Linked DNA regions of Homo sapiens: all the other regions are linked to region 2. Evidence: chromatin loops called from intact Hi-C (ENCODE). Cell type or tissue: dorsolateral prefrontal cortex. All regions are shown on one strand. Region 1 has its middle 99 kb from the start of PART1. Region 2 has its middle 190 kb from the start of PART1. Region 3 has its middle 100 kb from the start of PART1.

Region 1 (8,000 bases), 290 kb after region 2:
GTCCAGAAGGGTATTTCCTGGGTTTCTTCTAGGATTCTTATAGTTTTAGGTTTTATATTTAAATCCTTAATCCATCTTGAGTTGATTTTGCTATATGGTGAAAGAAAGGGGTCCAGTTTCAATGTTCCACATTTAACTACCCAGTTATCCCAGCACCATTTATTTTCAGCATTTCTAACAACCACAAGTTACTATAGAAAAATACCACAAAGATGTGAAGTTTTGAAGTAAATGTTTAAGTGCTCCCAAAATGTCACAATATTTAAGTGGCATAGGTAAGAAACAAAAAAGCATATGCAACTAGAATTATGGAAATAGCACTAATATCTGAAGAGGCCACTGAGCAGTGAAAATGGGTGGCAATAGGAAAGCACAGGCCTCTGTTGCAGCAGAATGACTGGTTCCAGGGGTCTGAGCACACAGAGCTACTTCTGAAAGATATTTTCTGAGAGGCCTTCCACAAGCTAGAAAAAGTTTGATTAGGTTGACCAGTTTGCTTTTGCCTAAAGAACAGCAATACAAGTCCTGCCAGTGATATTCTTCCCAACAATCTGCAAACCAATGACATGCACAGTGATAGGAAAAAATTAACTTATATTAAAAGAATATAAATGAAATATTAAAATAATAATTTTAAAATGACATCATTGTAGACTCTGTTAAAATAAATTGAGCTATCAGAAAGCAATAGCATCTAAGAATGATCAATATGAACTGTATATAACTCAGTTCCCTGTTTATTTCTACTAGGAGCTATACAAGTTTATAACATTGAACTGACTATGAATAGTCAACAATGTAATTGGAATATTTTACATCTTTCAGTGCACAAAAGGGCTATCAAATCAAGAACATTTTAATGAAATTGGGAATAATTTAGAGATGCTTATTTAATACTCTCATTTTATATTGAGGCAATTAAGGAAAAAAACCCATATAACTTTGGTCTTGACTTAATGATAAAGCTTGAAACCAGGCATCATGACATGAGTCATTTGAAAACTTGCAGCTCTGTGCCAACTCTCATACCCAGCTCCCCAAGCTACTGAAAATTGCCATGAACATTGATAATACTATAAAAAGGAAGTCTGGTTTATATAAATGCAAGTCAATACAAATGAGAAAAGGACCATTTATTGTGATGGATGTGTTCACTGAATGCAAAAGCAAATTATTGAAGATAGAGTGAAAGGGAAAAATCTATAAATATCCAGGCTCCCTGCAGTAGTGACATTAACCACATGGAAATTAAAGAAAACCTAAAGGAAAACACTGAGTTCACATGTGGAGAAAATATTAAAAGCATCTCACTGCAGGCAACAAGATTAAGGCAATGCATTTGCAGAGCCACTTCTAACATTCATTAAATGTTATGAAATGGAACAGTATGGACCCAGAGGCATGGAATATCAGGCTGTTGATGGAAAAATAGAAACTGGCAATAAAAGGATCACTCTTTTACATAAAGTGCAAGGAAGGTTCATCAACACCAACAATTATTGCAACCATTGTAAACTCATCAGTACAGACTAATGCAGGAATGCCCTGTGAAAATGTGGAAAGAGAAACCATGGTGTAGCAGCAACCTACTAAGAATCCAAAAATTGCAAAGAGCATTGAGATCTGGATCAACTGACCTGGAATATGTAAAGGAAGCCATCTCGGAGATGTTATTTGACAGGTGCCAAAAAACTCCTTACTTAAAAATAAGTCCGCTGCCTGCCTGGCCACAGTTCATGAAATCCCCTTATTACTCAGTCCTTTACAGAGAGCCATGTCAGACTTTATATTGAAGTATTAGCATTACCTGGACCACATGGAATGGTAAGTCATTTCTAGTTGTCACCAGATCCTATTTCATGCTATTTCCTCTGAGAAAATGCCTCTGCCCTGCCTTCCTCACTAGTGGACACATTCTTCAGGGTTCAGCTTGAATATTAGCTCCTCAGTAACACCTTGCATATCCCTCCACTGCCCTGGAAAAATTATCTCTCCTCTGTGTACCCTGCACACTACAGGGGTCTGATTTCATCATCTAGAGTTACACGTAGACATATTGCTTTCCTCATTGGGCTGAGGCTCCTTCAGAGTTAAAGCCGTCTTTCTCCCTTCATCATTGCCCAGCCTAGCATCTGCAGTATTAAGGCTCTACAATAAACTGAATGAATGAAAGGGCTCTAAGTACTTGCTTAGCTAACTAGTCTTCATGAAGAAACATAATGCAGCCTGGTATAAGCTCTGTGGAGGGCAAATGTCAACATCATAGTGGGGAGCCTGAAAAGAGAGGTGGGGTCTGGGCTGTTTCAGCTCCTGAAATGTGTCGCCTACAAAGCTCATGCTCAGGAAACACCTGAGCACAACTAAGGATGTAGTGGATAAAGAGAAAGGGACCCAAAAAATAAAGAAGGGGCATAGATGGAGGATAAAGGGAACCAAATATAAGCCCTCTCTTTCAGAGATTTGCTTAGATCAAGCCCACACACTCCTGTCAGCGACAAGACTTAGTGTGGCGAAGTGGGAAGAACTCCAGATCATCGGACAGAAGACCAGAGTTGAAGTTTTGCATTTGTAACTGGGCACCTCTCTCCCAGTTTTCTTACCTGCATCTGTCTGCCCACCTCTACATAAAGCATAAGTTTGGCCAACATAGAGCATTCAACACTTTGTTTCTATCAGATACCTTATTGTAAGGTCTGCACACTCCATTTCTCCACTGACCCCTCCATTCTCAGCAACTTCTAATATCTTCCTGTCCTGGAAAACACTGGAGTTTGTTCCTTCCATATCCAATCCCTTCACTTTACTGAGAAAAAGACAAATCTCAGAGAGGTTGTGACTTGCTCAAGGTCACTTGCCCAACTGGCAGTGCCACAAGTTAAAATCCAAATATTCTGATTTCTAACTAATATTGGTGCTACAAATTCTAATAGGAAGGACCGTTGGGTAATAATTTAGTTCGAAAGAAGGAACTAGGAGTCTTGCTTTTAGACTGTATTTGCATAGCAAACACAGTTTACTTAATTATGTTTATTTAAGGTGTGGGAAATTAAAGCCTCCTCAAGCTATCTGGTGGCAGAACCACTGCTGCTAACACACTGCTCTTTCCATCACACCATCTACCTGCAGTAAAGTCATTTATCATCTCAGTAACCTCAAAGATGTTTCCTGGGCTATGCTGGTTTGACTGCTTATTGTATTTTGGCATCAACAACTCCAAAGGCATTACTTGTAAACATATGCTTTATCTCCGATTGCCATCTCCGCATTTATTATAAAATTCTCGGTTTATAGACCAAAACATTAGTCTGAGGAATAAAACAAGATTTATCTGAGGGAAAGAGAACAAGCACAGTTGTCCCCATATTGCAGAGAAGACAGCTAAGGTGAGGGGCTGATGCGTGAAATTATCCTACCTCTGTGTTTCTCTTCTCAAACTGAAATTTGCAAGAAATATTTTCAGTTTCAAATCCAATAATCTGACATTTATCCCAAATTATCTGTTGCTACGTTTAGATAATTGTTCATTTCTACCATTGGTAAGTTCCTTTTAGGGAGTATTTAGCAAGCAGTTAAGCTTTCTGGGGTTTTGAGGAAAACATATGGTAATAAAGGACCCAAAATATTACCCACAGTAATTTTTGTTACAATAAAGATGACCAATCTTTAAGTTTCTTTCTTCCACAATTAATGGCTTACTACCTATATCAAATATACTGGACTTAAACATAAAATCCCTAGTTTTTCCTTTATGATACAATAACTATCAACACAAGACTGACCTCTACTGGGAACATCTGTCCTTGTTAGATGGATTGTGACTTGTGAAAATAGTCAAATATGCTAAATCAGACACCTGTTGTGCCTTAATAGATCATCAAATTAAATTCTCTGTGAAAAGGTAAGAGTGATGAACTTTCTGAAATCAAAACCTTCATCATCTTTAAGCAGTAATTGTGTATAATTATATTTGGCATTTTGATAAGTAGAAAGTAGAAAAAAATTCAGAAATGATGTCACTGCATGTTTTAAATGTTAATTATTGCCTTAGACAATTATTAACTTAGAACACTGATGCATTATTATCCAATCAGATTGTACCATCTTGTATATTCTATTTAGAAAAGTCTTAAATTTTTTTTTCTAAGTATCAAAACGCTTTCAAAAGATGGAAATTTTTAGGACAAATTTGCATATGGACAAAAACCCAAATTTAATTTTTAAAATTATGCAGAATCAGTAGGCAAGAAGGCTGATTTCATTTGTTATATTTCCTCTGTGCTTCTTATCATGGTCTAATAACGCATGTGAATCAGCTACATGATTCTAATCTTCAAAACATCACTCCCATCATTTGACTGAATTTTTAATAACTTCTGAGTCCAAAACACACCTGATTAAAAAATATACAAACATAGATATGGATATTAGTAATTGGAGGTAAACTAGAATCACAGGTTCTCATAAAATTATAGATTGCATTTTATCCTGCATAACTATTTTTAGCAACAAACAGTTCTGCTATCTTGGTAAATTATCACTGAAATGTCTGTTGTCAGGACCCTTCAAAGGTCTTGAGTTCTTAGTGGGAAGAGTGAGCAAAAGGCCTCTACATTCGCATGTTGTATTAGTCTACACTAATCAAAACTGAAGTACTTCAATTTTAAATATTGATGTGGTTGGCTGTGTCCCCACCCAAATCTCATCTTGAGTTGTAGTTCCCATAATTCCCACGTGTCGTGAGAGGAGCCCAGTGGGAGGTAATCAAATCATGGGGGCAGTTATCCCCATGCTGTTCTCATGATAGTGGGTTCTCACAAGATCTGATGGTTATATAAGGGGCTTTTCCCCCTTTGCTCGGCGCTTCTTCTCCTGTCGCCTTGTGAAAAAGGATGTGTTTGCTTCACCTTCCACCATGATTGTAAGTTTCCTAAGGCCTCCCCAGCCATGCAGAACTGTGAGTCAGTTAAACCTCTTCTCTTTATGAATCTCCCAGTCTCAGGTATTTCTTCATAGTACCATGAGAATGGACTAATACAAATATCAATTATATTTTACTTAGTTCTCATGAAAATAATTTTTAGTCCTCTAGTTTTTTTAAAAATTAAGTTTCATTTGCTTTATTAAACATAGAAAGAAATCCATTATAAACTACTCAAGAAGACTACCTTGTTATTATTTTGAAAGATACGCTGGCAGCAAGATGTAAAATTTGTGGGGGCTAGAAGAGGGAGAAAAGCTTTTGTTATATTCCCTAGAAAAGGCTCTAGATACTGTAAGTGTCCTCAGTTCTGACAGAAGAGCCCCAAAAGAGGTATTACAAAGTGAGTAGACCTAGCCACATACATAATTATTTTTTGTTTGGAAATAAGCACTGTTGGTGACATTTTATGGAAAATATAATTTATTCTACATCCTCAAATGAAGCAAACAATTCACTCAACAATTCTCCAAGGTGAAATTTGCAAAAACTGTAAACAGAATTTTAACTTAGATTCACTACTTAATTATGAAACTTACATTGCAACATAAATATGCACTAACAAACTGAAAGTGACTTTTTTTATTGGGTTAGCACCCTGTTGTCCCATTACTGTTCCCAGTTTATTTCTTCAAATTGAAAATTTAAACGTTAAGTTAACTAGACACTGAAAAAATTCATCAGAGGGTACTTAATATATCCTCCACTTATCCCAGGAAGTATATTTGTTCTACAAAATTAAATAAGAAATATATTTCCAAGTTGATACAAAGTAGCAAATTCTGTTCATTAACGTGGTCTTAGATCCCAACTTTCAAATCACTTGAGTACCCATGAGCAAATAATTTCTTTAAGACTCAATAATCATAGTTTATGTTTTACGGCAACTTGTTTGGAAGACCCAGTGATGTCAAGGTATTACACTCTGCAGGTTATATTGTCTTAAGCAAGAAAACGCACGATCGCAAATGCTGTAAAATTGGAATTTCCTATGTTTCATGCTGAAGTGAGTACTTCAAAATACTATGATGATGAATATAAATACAGTTGAATCTCTCCTAAATACTGATTTTTGATAGGTAATAAAACTCTTACTTTTCCCTAGGTCTTTGACATATATAGGGTTTTGTTCTTGAGGGTAAAAGTAATGATTTACCACAGCCACACCCATATAACTAGGGACCATTTTAACTGATTCCTCTTTTAATCATGATTTAAGATTTGTGTGACTTTCCAAACATAAGACATTTTTAGTTTCTTCTTCCTGTACACAAGCAGCTCACAAACATCAGCTTTTTAAAAGTTATATTTCCTATAACAATGTGCAGAAACTCTTCTATATGTGGGAATCAAAACCAAACTCTTGGATAACATAAGTGCTAAGTCGTGACCCATATGTCTATTAAATTTGCTAGACTCCCAGACACGACTTCCCTGAAGGCAGATGCAGGAACACAAAGACGTGTGAGAAATAAAAATGAGAAATGGCTGAATTCCATCACCCTGCTCATACAGAGTGTCTTCAACCTTGAAAATTTGCTGTAGTACTCTTTCAAAATTTTCTGTATGGAACATTCATTTGATAAATTTCTTACCAGAGTCTCTTAGGGCAATGATACTCCCTATGACATTTTTGACTTATCATACCTAAAAATAAAAGCAATTATACATAAAAATGAAAAATACTATAAAAATCATACCTAAAAATAAAACAAATACATGCTTATGTCTATAGAGCATCAAAGAAAGACTTTGTTTTCATCACTGTTGCAGTATCTTTTGTGGGAATTTGTGGAAAATTCGATGAAAAATCTTTAGCATATATTTGTAGAAAGAGACCAAAAGAAATTGGAAATGAATTTGGCAAAGCTGGTTAAGACAATGAAAATGCTGCAAATCAAAAAGAAATTTGAGATCTTAAATTTTTTAAAGTATAGGTTGAAAAATGACAAATGAGCTTATACATAAGTATCCAAAGTAAATGTGCTAAAAACCATAAAACATTGCTCACTGGAAACACATTAGTCAGGAGCCTGGGGTTTGCAGTTAGACAGTGCTTGTTTTGACTGCCATCTATTTTACTTGCAAGCTGAGTAATCTTAGGGATATTACACAACCTGACTGAGCCTCAGTTTCCTGAGCTGTAAAATGGACAGTAAAATGAATGTAAAATCCATAATAGTGGATATATGAATTGAACAGGAGACTAGAAGTGCTGAAATATAAGAACATTCTGAAGAAATTATCCAGAAAGCAGCATAGAAACACCAAAATACAGACATACATTGAGATTAAGAGACAGAGTGAGAGCTAACATATATTTAATTAAAGATTCAAAAGCAGAGGAGAGATTGTGACAAAGGCAATATTTAAACTGACAAAAGACCTCAAACTTCTGATTCAAGAAGCTCAAGAAATCCCAAGCAGGATAATTATTTAAAAAGTACACACCAAGATATAGCAACATCAATGAAAGACCACGAAAGACAGAGAGAAAAGCAGCCTGCCAAGAAAGGGGCACATTATTGATAAAGAAGTGATATCTAGAGTGGCAGCTGACTTTTAAACAGCAGTAATGGAAGCCAGCTAACAAAGGCATAACTGCAGTATATGGAAATAAAATAGCTATCAACCTAGAATTCTATACACAGTGTATTAGTCAGTTCAGGCTGCTATAACAAGTACCATACACTGGGTGGCTTATAAATAGAAATTTATTTCTCATAATCCTGGAGGCTGGAAGTCCAAGATCAAGGTGTGAGCATGGTCCATTTCTGGTGAGGGCTCTCTTCCATGTTGTAGACTACTGACTTCTTATTGTATCCCCACACGATAGAAAGAGGGCAAGAGAGCTCTGTGGGTTCTCTTTTATAAGGGCACTCATTCTATTCATGGTCTACTCTCTTGGCCTAATCACCTCCCAAAGGCCTCATCTCCTAATACCATCACTTTGGGGGTTAGGATTTCAACACATGAGTTTTCTGGGGAGACAAATATTTAGTCCATAACTTACAGTTAAACT
Region 2 (8,000 bases):
GGGTTCTTTGAACAAAATAATAAAAATGTCAAAGAATTCAATTTAAAAAAGAACTCCATTGAAGAAAATTTTACTTTTCTAAATTAAAAATCAAGTATATAATTAAAAGCTTAATAGCTAAAAGCAAAAAAAAACCTATTACAATATAACGAACAAATATAACGTTTTTAGAGAAGAGATGATGCTAATCGTTAAGAAAATCCTAAAAACCCTAAAAGACAAAGGCCTGAAAAGACAGGTTTTTAAATTTCAAACTCACTAGTAATCCAAAAGATACAAACTAAAACAATGAGATTCTATTTATAAAAAACAAAATTAAAAAAAAAACCATGTAAGGCTAGCAACTGGGCAGTGAGACAAGCATACTTGTATAGAATACAGTGGGAATTTCTTTTTGAAAAATAAATTGGGAAAAGCCTTTGACCTGGTAGTTTCACTTCCGGGAATCTATTCTAAGTAAATAATCCAAAATGTAAATAAAAATGTTTGCACACAGATGTTCCCTAATAATTTGTATGCAATATGGGAAAATGACCAATACAATAAAAGAATGGTTAAGTAAATTAGGATATATAATTCATATAATACACATAATAGAGACACATTATACAGACTTTTTCGTTACATAGGGAAACATTCCTGTTAAGTAGAAAAGTAGGATTCAACATTCTAGATATAACGTCAGACTCTGTGTGTCTGCATGTGTTTGTTCATGTTCATACCCACAAGTGCATATTGAAAACTACATTTTGAAATAACTATCTCTATAGACATTATTTTTCTGAATAGAAAAACACATTATTTAAAGAATAAAATTTTTACCGTTTTCCAATAATACCATGCAGCCAAAACAAAATATCCTTTTGGTCTCACTAAGTATGGTTTACAATAACTGAGGATTATGAGAGAATCCACAGAGGGTCTAGGCATGGCTAAGTAAAGCCTGTCTTCACTGTATACACACTATTCATTTAAACAAAGTTGAAAGCCAAACATTTCGAGACATCAAATAACACTTAAGACTTAGATCCATTTGGTATGCGAAATACATATTGTTCTTTTGTACTTAGCTCTGCCAAGAATCTTTATTGATTAACTTGTAAACCTTAAGAGAAAATGGTATACATCTGAAACAATATAAAACACACTTCTTGCCAAAGATCCTACAGTCCTTCCAAACAAGTCTAATTCTACTGAATGCTTTAATTAATTCTATCAAACATTCATAACTTTTGCAGTGAAGAGTTATGAAGGCTATTTCTTCCAATTCTAGAGTTTGCAGATTTAATAACAAAAAGTATATGTAAAATATTTTATTCTTAAAATGTAGATGTGTTTCTAATTAGACGAACAGGTCCTCTCCCCCTTCCCCAACAAAAGATATTGCAGAGACTGGTACTGTCAACGAATTGAGTAATACCATTTATTAATACCAGTAAAAACAAAAACTTCAATTACTCTCAATTCTAAGACTAGTTTCCATAATCATGTTGTTGTTGGAACATATGACTAATTTTGAACTATCTCCTCTCTATTATGACATGGTCCAAAATGGTAACAGGTCCTTGTTTGATCATGTATATTGGAGAACTCTAAAGTTTCCTTATGAAATATTTATTTTCAAGAGTGTAAATTCCCCCCTTTTTTTTTTGAGACAGTTTCACTCTTTCACCCACGCTAGAGTGAAGTGTTATGATCTCGGCTCACTGAAACCTCTGCCCCCCCAAGTTCAAGCAATCCTCCTGCCTCAACCTCCCCTTATCAGAAAAAAAAATTGATGAACTATTTCATAAGCCACCCCTGTTGAAGAGTCATTAGAAGGATTCCTGAACACTGACTACCAATTTACTTAAAATACTTAAAAAGATGTAACGCGGCCGGGCACTCATGCCTGTAATCCCAGCATTTTGGGAGGCGATCACAAGGTCAGGAGATCAAGACCATCCTGGCTAACACGGTGAAACCCCATCTCTACTAAAAATACAAAAAATTCGCCTAGCATGGTGGCACACGCCTATAGTCCCAGCTACTCGGGAGGCTGAGGCAGGAGAATCGCTTGAACCTGAGAGGCGGAGGTTGCAGTGAGCAGAGACGGCGCCACTGCACTCCAGCCTGGGTAACAGAGCGAGACTCTGTCTCAAAACAAACAAACAAACAAAAAAAAGATGTAACCCACATCCTTATGATACAGAACATTTCCATCTCCCTAGAAAGTTCTCTCATCTCTCTGGTCAGTCTTCCCTTTCAGAGGCTAACCTTTTTCCCTTTTTCTAACCTAAGTTTTGTTCTAGAACTTCCTAGAAATGGAATCATACCACATGTATTCCTTTTTGTCTCGATTCCTTGACTCAGCATTTTGTCTGTGAGAGTCACTCATTTTGTTGCAGGTATCAGTAGTTCATTCATTTTTGTTGCGGAGTAATACTCCATTGTATAACTGTGACAAAATTTGTTTATTGATTCTCTTTTGATTAATATGTGGGTTTATGAATATGTGGGTTTATGAATATTTTAACAAGTATTTATGTATGATATAATTTTTTATGTGTAACATAAAATTTGCTTCTGGGTAAACAATAGGAGTGGAATTGCTAGGTCAAAGGGTAGGTGAAAGTAACATTTTATTATCTGCAAAACATTTTTCAAAGTAGTTACAACATTTAATTTTCCTATCAACAAGTGTAAGAGTTCAGTGGTTCTAACTCCTCACCAGTATTTGGTGTTTTCAACCTTTTTAATTTTGTCCTTTCTAGTGGATGTGTGGTGGTATTTCTTTGTGGTTGTAAATGCATTTAGCTGAAGCCTAAAGATGTGGAGCACTCTTTACTGTGTTCATTGGCCATTTGTATATTTACTTTTGTAAAGTGTCCCTTGAAATGCTTTGCCCATTTTTATTGAGCTATTTTCTTTGGTCTTTATCTTATTAATGTAGATGTGCTTTATGTGATATTGATTAAAGTCCTTTGTCAGATATGTTTTACAAATATTTTTGTCCTGTTAGTGGCTCTCTTACTCATTTACGTATGTCTTTTGATGAGCAGTCTAATTTACCAATTTTGAGGGTTATAATTTTCTGAATCCTGTCATGTTCTGTTCTTGAAGTATCAGAGTTTTACCTTTGCTTTTAGGTCTCCAATCCATCTTGAATTGATTTTTGTCTGAGGTGTGAATTTAGGGAGTGAAAATTTATTTTTTTCCCATATGGATATCAATTTATTCCAATTTCATTTATAAATAAGCCTCTCCATTCCTTTATTTAATTGCTTTGGTGTCTTGAAAAAAATCAATTTACTTTATAAATGTGTGTCTATTTCTGGACTCTTTTATTTCCTTCATTTATTTGTCTATCCTTATGTCAAAACCTCATAATCTTTAATACAACTGTATTTTTACAGTTATAATACAACTATATTTTATAGAGTCAGGTAGAATTGCTGTTGTTTTTCAAGATTATTCTGACTATTCTACCTTCTTTACTCTCCCATATAAATTTTAGAATAAGCTTGTCAATTCCTATAAAATAAAAGCCATTGTGATGAAGATTAAGATAAATTTGAATATATAGATTAATTCAGGAAAAATTAATATCCTAAATTGTTATTGAGTCTTCTGATCAATGAGCAAAGTATATCTCTCCATTTATTGAAGTCTTCTTAAATTTATCTTGGTAAATTATAGTTTTCAGTATAAGAATTGTGCACATATTTCATTAAATTTGCTACTAAGTATTTTCTATTTTCTGGCATTATAAGAAATGAAATGTTTAAATATTTAGTTTTAATTGTCCATTGTATTTATAAACATGATTAAATTTGTATTGACTGAGATACTGAGACCTTTCTAAACTCACTTATTGGTTCAAGTCCCCTTTATGGAAGCTATTCCTTATGGTTATTTAAGTATCTGTTTATGTCATACGTGAATAAAAGCTGCTTTACTTCTTGCTTTGCAAATTGTATGAGTTTTAATTATTCTTCTTGCACTGTTGCTAAGACCTTCAGTAAAATGTTGAATAGAGATTTGAGAACAGTCATTACTACCTTGTTCCCAATCTTATGGGAAAAGCAGTCTTTCATCTTTAATTATGATGTGAGCTGTTGGGCTTTTATGTAGATGGCTTTTATCAAATATTCCTACAGATGACTCCTTGCTGGGATGGGAGGAGGTGCTGTCCCGTGCACTGCAGGATGTTTAGCAGCAACCCTGGCTTCTACCAACTAGATGGCAGTAGCACCCTTCCTCTAGCTGTGACAATGTCTCCAGACGTTGCCTAATGTCCCTATGGTCAAAGTTGCCCCCAGTTGAGAACCACTGAGCTAAACTGAGGCAGCAAGTCAGGCACAAACACAGGAGATTACAGCTAACATCATCAGGCAGCTGCCTGAATGGGGACTTGAGTTTTCTGAGCTGCAGACTGACTTGCTTGGTTCACCTATGTCTTTAGATCCCCTTGCCTATTAAAAGGCTGTCTTAGTCCACCTGGGCTGCCATAAACAAAATGCCACAAACACAATGGCTTATAAACAACAGTAATTTATTTCTCACATTCTGTAGACTGGGAAGTCCAAGATCAAGGAACCAGAGAATTTGATGTCTAATAAGGGCCAGCTTCATCATAGATGGCACCTTCTCACGGTGTCCTCACATGGTGGAAGAGTTAACGGAGATCCCTAGGGCCTCTTTTATAAGAGCACCAGTCCTATTCATGAGGATCACCTAAACACCCCCTAGAGGCCTCAACTCCTAATACAATCACCTTGGAGGTGAGGACTTCAACATATGAATTTTGGAGGGACACAAACATTCAGACCATAGGAGAGGTTCTGACCCATTCTTCTGGGTACAATGCTTACATAAAATAGGAACATTCAGACTCAGGACCCTGAAGATACTGCAATAGCACCCTGGGGAGGAAGTATTCTTGGGCCTCTAGGCTTTCCATAGATGTCAGAGATGGCACAGAATGACAGCAGCCTAGTCTTCATCTCCTTTATTTGTTTTTTCCTGCACAATTAGAGAAAATGTCTTGAGGTACCTTCTTACCTCCAATGCAGCTATTATTCAAAAAAAAATGACTGGGTAAGCCTCCTTTTAAGAAGAGCCATATTTTTACACACATACGTATCCACACACACTTTCTTTCTAATAAGTACCATAAGTGCTTTCCAGTTGTAATAAAAGTTGACAAAGTTGGCGTATTTAAATTGTACAATGAGTCAATGTTTTCCAATCTCCTTCCCTCATGCTATTGCAAAAGACACATGCACGTATATGTTTATTGCAGCACTTTTCACAACAGCAAAGATTTAGAACCAACCCAAATGCCCATCAATATTAGACTGGATAAAGAAAATGTGGCACATATACCATGGAATACTACGCCACCATAAAAAAGAATGAGTTCATGTCCTTTGCAGGGACATGGATGAAGCTGGAAACCATCATTCTCAGCAAACTAATACAGGAACAGAAAACCAAACACCACATGTTCTCACTCATAAGTGGGAGTTGAACAGTGAGAACATATGGGCACAGGGAGGGGAACATCACACACCAGGGCCTGTCGGGAGGTGGGGGGCAAGGGGAGGGATGGCATTAGGAGAAATACCTAATGTAGATGATGGGTTGATGGGTGCAGCAAACCACCATGGCACATGTATACCTATGTAACAAGCCTGCACGTTCTGCCCATGTATCCCAGAACTTAAAGTATAATTTATAAAAAAAGGTTTGAGTATTTATACATTGAATGAAATTTGAATATTGGAAAAATGTACCTGCTTCTCTTTTTCAAATATTTTTGGTATTAATAAGATTCAAAATAATTTAAAAGCAACTTTTCTCATCAAGTATTTTCAAAATTCATAGATACTAAACCTTACCCTTCTTGGGTAGGGTTTGCCAAGTTTTGTGACATTAGAACAGGCTGGTAACAAGGAGCCTAGGCAAAAACAGAAATATAAAGTAATGAAAGCTACAAATATGGAGAAATATTAATCACTGGATAATTTTCTAAGATCCACTATGAATAGAACTGATTAATAACAGAAGGGAGAAAATACTCTGAAATTTAAAGGGTTTGAAGAAATAAGCATTTACATGGAATTCAATATATCGAGAAGTATGTTATGGTTACCAAACATGCTATAAATCTGGACATCATCTCAATTTCATCACCAAAACATTTTTAACTCAATCTTCTGGGAGAAATTTCTTTCATTTCATTTTATTATACATTCTATCCAATTGTATAATCAAAACACAGTTCCAATTACTGAAATACACTTTATAATAAAATTGCTGGTATTATCCTATAACCAAAGGTTAGTAGGTTGACCTCCAAATAAAAAGGCAAAGTGTTTTGATTCATAAATGAGAATTTCTATTCCCAGCCACTTATACAGGAAGTGCCAATAAGATTTCATTGTGGAAATGTTAACACAATATAACTTCTTTGCATGCTTAATTTAGCACAGCCAAAGAAGAAACATCTTCAAGATGTTCCAAGTGTGGGGCCCACTCCAATTGTAGAAGACTCATGTTTATGGATGTGATTAACAAACTGCCAGTGCATTCAGCTGTGGCGTAGAATTTTTAGCTACTTCAAATGTGCATTCAAAATAATGTATTTCTCAATTATCAAATTCTTTTTGTACTTTCAGATAATCCCTCTACTTGAGCAAAAACTATGAATTCATCATTTGGCTGTGGTTTACATATAGTTTGATGATTCTTTTCTATCTTACCTTAAATCAACAAGCATCTACCAGAAAAATAAAAAAAAAAAAGATTACAGGAAAAAATTCCAATTAACTTATCAGGTACAGAAAATTTATTTGCATTAAGCATGTTATTTTTCCTCAATCTCTCCTGTTTATGACTAACTGCATACCATTCAACTAACATAAAAGTGTTTACTAAAAGATCAGAGAAGTTATCCACCTTCATAGCCATTTGGAAGAGAAAAAAAATCTTTCTACTCTTTCCAAAATGGGTTATAAACACATCCCTAGAGAAATTTCAAATGAATGTATTCCTCTGCAATTTGATTCTGCAAAAAAATGTATGCAACTGAAAATTACACACAGAGAATATTTAAGTCATGACTATGGAAAAACAATTACTATATTTGGATACACAAATTAGGCAACTAATTATTTCAAAAATGCAATCATGCACACAAATAGATATTCACTAATTTCCCTCCCACTCTAATCCCTTAACTTCCTTCTGTGTTTTTCACATCAATTTTAGCTCTCCTATCATTTTTTTCTCTACTAAGAACGATTTGTGAAATGGTTTTTTATCTTCCACTAATATGTGCAATTCAATTATGTTTTCCTGTCAATGTATCCATCAATGAGGATGATTAACATCCATTATCTGACCCTTCATTTTCTATACGACCTTTGCAAATCAGTGGCATAAAAGAAATTCTTGTTCTTTGGTTTGTGTCAGCAATAACAACAAGAGAAACATACCAAATATAAGACATTAGAAATATATCACAGTAAATTCAAACACAGTGCGATTCTGTTATATTTCAACAGTCACCACGGAACTTTGAAGTCTCTGTTTCACTTATTCTTTTGAGGGATTCTTATCTCAAAAAAAAGGAAGAAAGGAAACAATTGAAAGTTCATACTTTAATATTAACTACTGGATTGTGTCTTCATTCCAAGTGGAGTCGGAAATTTAAAAATCAAATAATTAGCACACAAGCTCTAAATAAAAGTAAAATTAGGTTTTTTTTCAACCTTCTGATAGGAATTTTAGGTTCAAAATAGCTTCTGGCTAAAATCATGTAATGCTGCTGTGACCAACTTGTCACTAAAACCATTGAAGACAGCCTTTAAAACCAAAAGTAATGGATAATCAATTCCATAATCTTAAGAGAAAAATAGGTTCTAACTTTGAAACCGTAAAGGGAATTTAGTTATTCCTTGGCATACCCAGCTTTCACTTCCAATTGACTGGCTCATAGGTATAGAAAACTAAGA
Region 3 (8,000 bases), 87 kb after region 2:
GGAAGGCAGAGATTGCAGTGAGCCTAGAGAGCACCACTGCACTCCAGCCTGGGCGACAGAGCGACACTCCGACTCAAAAACTAAAAAGAAAAAGAAAGAAAGAAAGAGAGAGAGAGAGAGAAAGAAAGAAAGAAAGAAAGCAGTATGTTGCTGACAACATGCACAGTGGTTCCACTTGCTTTAAAGCTGTTATGCCAAATTTGACTGAGCATTTACTCCCCACACTGAAGCACCTCCCAGGCAGCAATAAAGGTCCTACATACATGGTTACCCTGCCTTGGACAATCAAAGCCCTATTGCATGCCTTTCTGCTCTTAACTATTGTGTGCCTGCTAATAGGCAATGCTCCCTATTGGCACTGAATTTGGAAGAAATTTCTTGTGGAGCAGTTTTTAAAACTGTAACCAGGAAAAGAAAAAAAAAAAAACATTAAAACCAATCAACCAAAGAAGTCGTTTTGGCTATTTGCTGCATTGCCAGGGACTAGTTTTTATTTTTAGAAACACTTTCATGAAACAGAGCTTTAGGTATTTTTACCAAGTATAGCTGATCCAGTTACTTTTCTTCATTCTTATTTCCGGTATATTTTTAGCCGCAAGAGTTACTTTCTCTGGTAAAAGAGGTGCTGTCCCAAAAATAAATAAAACTTGGGTGGACAAAAAGGACATGGTCCACAGGTCTATTCTTGGGAAGTGCAAAGCAGCTCTGAGGACCCAATCTCATGAAGCTGTCCTCAGCCACAGACATCTAAAGGATGCAGAGGAGCTAGTTGACTTGGTAGCCCAGCACTTGAAAATTTCTAGAAAGCAGAACCAAAATAGCATTTTTCTCCTGCTGCCCTACAATAATGTCCATGCATATGATCTTTGTGGGGCCTACAGGTTCTTTGTAGGAAGTCTTTTAGTAAACAAAACCCCAGAAGAAAAGCCCCCACCACACTACTCAGTGCTTTAATGAGATTAGAAAAAGACACCTCTTTCTCCTCATCCCATCTCAGGACTTGGCTTGTGAGCAAAGCATGGACTGGGTTTCAGCCTCCCTTCACCCCCTTGGCCTGACGTCTCACTGTCATTGAATAGCACCTGGATTTCTTTGAAACACTGGGACAATACTTCTTCTTACATTAATTGATTACATGTTTCAGCCATGACCACAGGTAAGGTACCTGGGCTCTGGAGAATTCAAAGGTGAATGAAATGGTAACTATCTTCAAAAAAGAGCCCTCAATCTCAGTGAAAGTATGAGCAAAGGTATAAAAGGTGCTAAGATAAAATGTGCCCGATGCTGGTTAATTTTATGGTTTCACTTGCGTATAGGAAAGTCATGGGTGATTGAGCTTAAAAATGAGCTTACGTGACTAATCAAGAGAAGACCATGATACGGCAGTTATAGAGAACAGAAATGGTTTGTCAACACTGAACTTTGAGGATGTGAACTTAGTGATGGTCAGCAGGATAGATTAGTGTATCCTAGCTGGCCTCTCTGCTTCCAGCCTCTTTAGATACTCTAATGATCATTTAACACAGAGGCTAGCTAGGAAGTTGATAGATTATATTACTGCTCAAACATTCCAAGGGAATAGTATACATCCCTAATCCAATAACCTCAGGCTGGGATGTGTCACTTACTTTAGACAATAAAATGGGAATACATAGTATATGCACCACTTTCAAGCAAAATTTTAAGAGCCATTTTATGGTTCTATAATACGCTCTTTTCTTTTTGCCCCAATGTCCCGATCAGGGCTGTTCCTTCAGTCGGGGTCCCAGAATGATTATACTTTGGAGCAGAGCTGCAGTCAACTCATAATAGACAAACGGCAGCATCAAGAAATAACTCTCTTGTTTTAGCAAGTGATACCAATTTGGAGATTGTTTGTTAGCGCAGCGTAACATCCTAAGTTCACTGATATGGGAAGCTAGTGCACCTTGAAGGTGAACACAATAAGGTCTTAGGCTAAACATAAGAAGTGATATTGGATAGAAAAGGGCAGAGATAATAAAAATCACAACAACGAGAAATCGACATCACTTAGTATTTATGTGTCCAGCAGTATGTTAATCACATCTCATTTAATCGTCTCAAAGGCAGAACTCAAACACATATCTAACACCACAGTATGTGCTCTGAATTTTCCCAGTAACCAACAAAGCTTGGTGATTTTTCGTGCATGTGTAGTAAGATTAACTCAGCAAATCTAGGTGGCTCAAGCCCTGCACATGCCCAAGAAAAACCTCTCTTCAAGACTGAACTTAGGCCAGCTCCTGAGAGTAAGCCTTGAGCCACAGGTATATTCTGCCTGGTAAGAGTGTTGTATGCCTCAGGCCTTGGAGCATGTGGTACCAGTTTGATCAGATAGTTTATGCTAACAATGTGATGCATGATGGCTGCCTGTTCCTTCTCTGAGGAGCTGAAGTCTGAGTAGCTGAGGTAAGTCATACAGGTGCTGCATGACTATGTGGCTGGCCTCCATTAAAAACATCAAAGCTCAAGTGTTTCCCTGGTTGACAACACTTTGCATATGTCACACGGTATTGCTTGCAGAATTAAGTGCATCTGTGCAATTCTACTGGAAAAAAACTTTTAGAAGCTTGCACCTAATTTCTCCTGGACTTTTCCCCACATATCTTTTGCTTTTCAGATTTTAGTCTGTATTCTTTCACTAAGTAAAACATAATTGTGACTATAACAACTTTTCTGAGTCCCATGCATCCTTTTAGCAAGTCTGAGGGTGGCCTTGGGAACCCCTGATACAGTAGTGTACATGAGACAGGTTAATGTCAAAGATGACACCAAATTTCCAAGGCCAGGTGATTCAGAAAATGGTAGTTTAGTGAACAGATACGGGAAAGTCAGAAGGAACTGGTGAGCTGGGAGGGTGGGTAAAGAAAGAAGCCGAGGAAGCAAGTGGAGGATGGAAGGTAAATTTGGTAGCTGACATTCAATTTGACTTCCATATCCAGGTAGGAACATCCAATGGGCAATAGAAAATGTACAACTGGAATCTGTGATGAAAGCCCAGAATGGGAATATAGTTAATGGTTAAAACCATGAGAATGAATAAGGCACTGAGGAAAAGATTAGAGAAAAAAACAGCAAGGAGTTGAACACAAACTGTGAAGGATGAAACTTGGCTGTCTACATATGAAAAAACAATGAGAAGGAAAACAAATTTTACCTATTTTCAATTCATCATGAAAGATTCTGTTTAATTTTATATATTAAGCTAGTTATACTGTATACTTTTCACAGGAAATATTTGCTAAAGAGTTTTTTCTTGATACTAAATAACATTTTAAAATCAGCTGTATTTATTTCCTCATTGAAGCCTCATTTTAAGGGCATTTAGAAGTTTGTCTTATGAGCAAAATATTCAGATGTAATTATGATAAGCATTGAAATATATATATATTTATATATGAAATAGTTTGGAGTTATTTCCAAATAAACTGGGGCAGAGAAAAGCCCCAGTCATTCCTGATGCTACTTCATGTATCTATGTGGCTAACACCAGGTCTATTTCTATATGTTTATTTGCGGTTTTAGCTACCCCAAAAATTAGGGTCAAAAGAAAGATAACAATAAAGTCAGTCAAGGTCCTATGGGGTTTCATTTCACTTAACACATTTCTATTTTTCTGCATTTTCTTTAAATGGCAAACAGAGCTAGACACCAAGAGCATCGGACTCAACTCAAGCCACTCACTTTTGTTTCTGCTTCCTCCAGAGGTGATTTTTTAAAAATATTCTCATGTGCTTTTAGACTTTTATTCTTCTATGGAAGAACATGTTTGATCATTTCAGAAACTCCTTTAAATAATGTTGCTGTCAAAATCAGAGTTTCTGGCTGACTTCCCCCATTTCACCGGAAGAGGCAGCCCCCCAAGTTTATGACCTCAGGTACTTCTTACTGAAGTTTTAGAAAATACTGGATCTGCCTTCACTTTTCGTTTTCATTTTCTTAGCCCTACTCTTTTGTGTGAGAGAATACATGTTTATGGCTATCTTTCAAAGAGATTTATGAATTGGTTCTAGGGCTGCATATGAGACAGTGAGCGCTAGGGAAGTCAGTTCTACAGCCAGTTGCACCCTGCTACACTTCCTTCAATGAAGAGTTCCAGTCCATCATCTTAGGGTCAAGTTGTTGAGAAAGTCTTCAAAGTGTAACATTCAAACTAGTGTCTCAAAAGCTCCCCCATGTGTGCGCATGAAAAATAACTCATCAAGGGAAAGTTTCACTGGAGTACATGCAGAATAAGAACAGGGACCAATTTTCAGATCTAAAAAATGTAAGATACAAGAAAACACCACATTCTATAATTATCATTTTATTTACATGTGTCATGTTTAACATCTAAAAGAATAATTAGGTGGGCTGTTTTGTACAGATTATAACATTAGCAAATGAAATGAATGCACTAAAAACAATTATTTTTCTGTAAAAGGTATGAAAAAACAGGGCAAAAAAATGAAAAACACTTGGAATTTTTCCAACCATAAGTATACTCAAAAAAGAAATGATAAGCCCTCTGAATATAGTAACTGATTTATGTTTTAGCCCAAGAAATGAATTCTATGAAAATAAACCAACCAAAACATTAGTTGTACTTTCCAGAAAGCAATTGCCTAATGGAAATGCCTTCCATTTCTCCTTTTAGCCCATTTATCTTTCCCTTAGGGGAAAACACACTACAGCTAAGACTACTGTGTAAATCAGCTACTTCCAAGCAAAAGGTGTGCTTCCCAGAATATTAAAACTAAGGCTGGCTTGAAAGATGTTCTATTCTAACCTCCCTCTTTTATAGGTGAAGAATGTGAACTCAGAGAGGTGAATGGACTTGTCCCAGTTCAGAGAGTTGGCGGAAAATTTGAGAGCAGAACCCTAATCTGTTTTATAGTTCAATCATTATCACTTTATACTATTCTGCCTCCCAGTTTTTAGTAATAGTAACAAATTATAAATAGAAAAAATACTAACAAATATTTCTAACGCTAAAATGTGCTGATCATTTACTCTGTGCCATTTAAAATGCCTTTAAATACATTATATGAATTAGCTCATTTGGTACTAAGAATTAACTTCTGAAAAAAAGTTGTATTCTCTCCATTTTACAGATGAGGAAATCAAGGCACAGAGAAGCACAGTACCTACCCAGGGATCTTAAAGAGTAAGTGTTGAAGCTACTGTAATAGCTAAGCAGTCTAACTCTACAGACCAGATTCTTAACCACAAATAACTAAATAGTATAAAGAAAATAGAATTGTTATTCAAAATTCAAAGGGGCATCAGCTATGGTATTAAATCTTATCTTTTGGCAACATAAAATTGAAACCTGTGATAATTCAAACAGAAATAGGGACCAACTTGAAACTAAAAAACAGCAACTAGCTTAAAAGAAAAACCCTTACCTAATTAGGTGAACAAACTTGAAGCTTTCCAAGTACTGAACTTCATACAAATCATACAAATAGAGGGGCAGCATTTTTCAGTATGGTAACGCAAATCATGCCACCCTATAATTAGAAATTATTCTTACCTATTCATTAAAGCAATCCCTGTCCTAGGCAATTATTGGTTAGCCTAGTTTTCAAGTAATAAAACTAAATGTCTTAAGTGGAGGTAATCTCTACTACTTTTCTAATTGATCCAAATTAGTATGAACTTCTTAAATAAACAATGACCACTCAACTTCCAAATCCAATGGGAGCCTGAAGTCTGACCTTGCCAAGCCTCTCTGCAGTCTTTGACTCTGTTTGCTTCCTCTCTCCTCCTGACATGATTTCCTTTCTTGGCTTCTACGACATCACTCCCCTGGCCCTTGCCTGGTGCTACAGATCACTCCTTCACTGTAGCAAGTTCCTCCTCATCTATTTGATTGTTAAAGGTTGGTACTCCCAGAAGTTTGTTTCTGTTGGGTTCTTCCTACTCCCCATCCCCACACTCAGCTTGAGTGACCACAGCCACACCCACTTCTTCTACTACTACTCAGGGGCTGATGCTCAGCTTCCAAACTGGGGTGTCGCAACTAGTCCTCTTCCCCAATGCCTACACTGTCCATGGAAATACCTCAAATTCAGCATAATCAAATCCAAATCCCACACATTTCACCAAAAATCCTATTCCTCTTCTTGTATTCCTTATTTTGCTTAATGGATCCCACCAGTCAACAAACCTAAACCTTGAATCATCGAAAAGTCCTTCCCTGTCTCCCAGAATACATACAGCTTGGCCATAATTGCAACGAACTGTGCTTTCTAAATTGAACCAGAGTCTTCCACTCTCTCTTGCATTCTCATGAAAATCATCCAGACTCCGCCTTCATTGCCACTGTTCCTCCACAAGCCAAAAACCTGTCCCAGATTGGATTCCACCAGAAGTAGAGCCTGAGCTAAGAATTTAAGCATGAGTAGTTTTTCGAGAAGGGATTCCAGGAAGCAAAATGTAGGAGGGTATGGAAGAATGGCAAGTATGGGAAGGAACAATACTGGTGTGTAAATGACCAGACAACTGCTGTGATCAGGTGAGACTCAATGTCACCGGGAACCTCCAAGATATTATACAAAACCTGCTGCAGACTCATCCTCACCAGGGGTGAAGAATCTGAGCTATTCATGCATCATTGTCTGAGCGATGCTCTCAAGGATGTTAACTTCTGGTGCTTTGGGCCTGCCTCATTACAGTCTTGCAAACTTGTAGTCTCTGAGACTTGTAGCTGTTGTCTTGTACAGTAACAGTGACTGCCAAGGGAATATGAGAGGGGCACTGGCAACACTTGCCACAGAAACCTTCCAAGGCTCTCATAAAATCCAAGTGCCTCTGGTGCAGCCTGCAAGTCATTCCATGACCTGTGTCCTACTTTCTTCTCCAGCATCATTTCTCAGTCTTTCTGGTCTAATATTTATGTGCTATAATCCTATCAACCTACTAACGGTCCCCAAGTCCATAATGCTATTGCCACCTCTGTTTTGTACTTACTACTCCCCCTTCTCAGAATGTCCACCTCTGTCTCCCAATCCTATTTTCATCTACCTGGAATACACCAACTTTTTAGGAAGATACAGCTCTCAGATCTCTTTCTCTCTCAAGAGCCTTCCCTCAATTCCTTGTACCCTAGCTGGGCACTTCCACCTGTGCCACTGCCCTGCCTTCTGTCTCTCTCATCAAATTGCACAGTAGTTGTTTGTGCACATGGCTACACCAGGCTGCCAGAGTGTGAATTCCCAACAAGAAAGGACTCTGCATAATTTGTCTCTGTTTCCCCAGCACCAAGCCCAATGCAAAAAAAAGAGGAAAAATTAAATAATAATAATTCCTGAGTTATATATTATACAAAATAAATAATAAATCTGTAATTAAAATGGCAAACAACAGCCAGACCAAGGAAACTTTGGAAAAAAATATATAGTAATTTTCCCTTTAGTACGTGCTTTAAAAAAAAATGACTAATTAGGAATTTTGCTTTCTCTACCTATGAGCTATAAATCAATTTTTTTCACTCTGCTTCAGCTTCTCAAGCTGTGTGCCTCTTTATTAGCAGTGATTTCCTTAAAGGGAATCAAATGCTTAAGAGCCCCTAATAAATCCTTATGGATTTAATACATTCATGGATATTTTGTGACCACATTTCAACCTCTCTAACTCAGAGTCTCTTCTATGTGCCTGACAGTGAGCTGCCTTCACATTGAACCCAATTAGATACTCCTAAAAGGAAGAAACACGTGTTGTAATTGCCCTCCTAAGACTCTTTGCAGGCCCCTCTAGGTCACTTGCTTCCGTTCCTCTGCAGGGGGGTTCTGCCAGCTCCAGCACTGATGGGCAGAAAGCCAGTGCAGCATTGGGCAGGGGCAGCCCTGCGCATGAACTTTCACTGGATCCATCACAAGCAATGCATTTATATGCAAATATACCCAAACCTGAATAATGATTAAATTCGGATTCTGGGAACTTCCTGGAGACAAAAGAGGATGAAAAAGGAGAAAGAAGTAATGAACTGTATATCT

Evidence for each region. Hi-C counts contacts between places; a loop is a spot of excess contacts. Peaks named below come from ENCODE experiments on the same cell type or tissue, not always from the same donor. Only the 100,000 strongest peaks of a DNase experiment are listed, where the experiment ranks them.
Region 1: it touches region 2 in a loop (7-fold over the local background); 35 of 110 quality-filtered maps call a loop at or near these places.
Region 3: a loop joins it to region 2, with 5 times the contacts of the local background. A loop is called at or near these places in 12 of 110 quality-filtered maps.

What each region holds. Positions count from the first base shown.
Region 1 is chr5:60,582,725-60,590,724 of GRCh38, forward strand. No RefSeq gene overlaps it. Among named protein-coding and RNA genes, the nearest start is that of PART1, 99 kb to the left of the region's middle. In dorsolateral prefrontal cortex, a CTCF peak has its summit at 3,773 (motif pointing left); no DNase peak of the experiment used is centred here.
Region 2 is chr5:60,291,375-60,299,374 of GRCh38, forward strand. It overlaps a transcript of PDE4D not described here. Among named protein-coding and RNA genes, the nearest start is that of PART1, 190 kb to the right of the region's middle. In dorsolateral prefrontal cortex, a CTCF peak has its summit at 4,210; a DNase peak (open chromatin) is centred at 4,227; H3K27ac peaks cover 823 bases.
Region 3 is chr5:60,378,778-60,386,777 of GRCh38, forward strand. It overlaps a transcript of PDE4D not described here. Among named protein-coding and RNA genes, the nearest start is that of PART1, 100 kb to the right of the region's middle. RefSeq lists an enhancer at 1,171-1,220. In dorsolateral prefrontal cortex, CTCF peaks have their summits at 4,210 and 4,410; no DNase peak of the experiment used is centred here.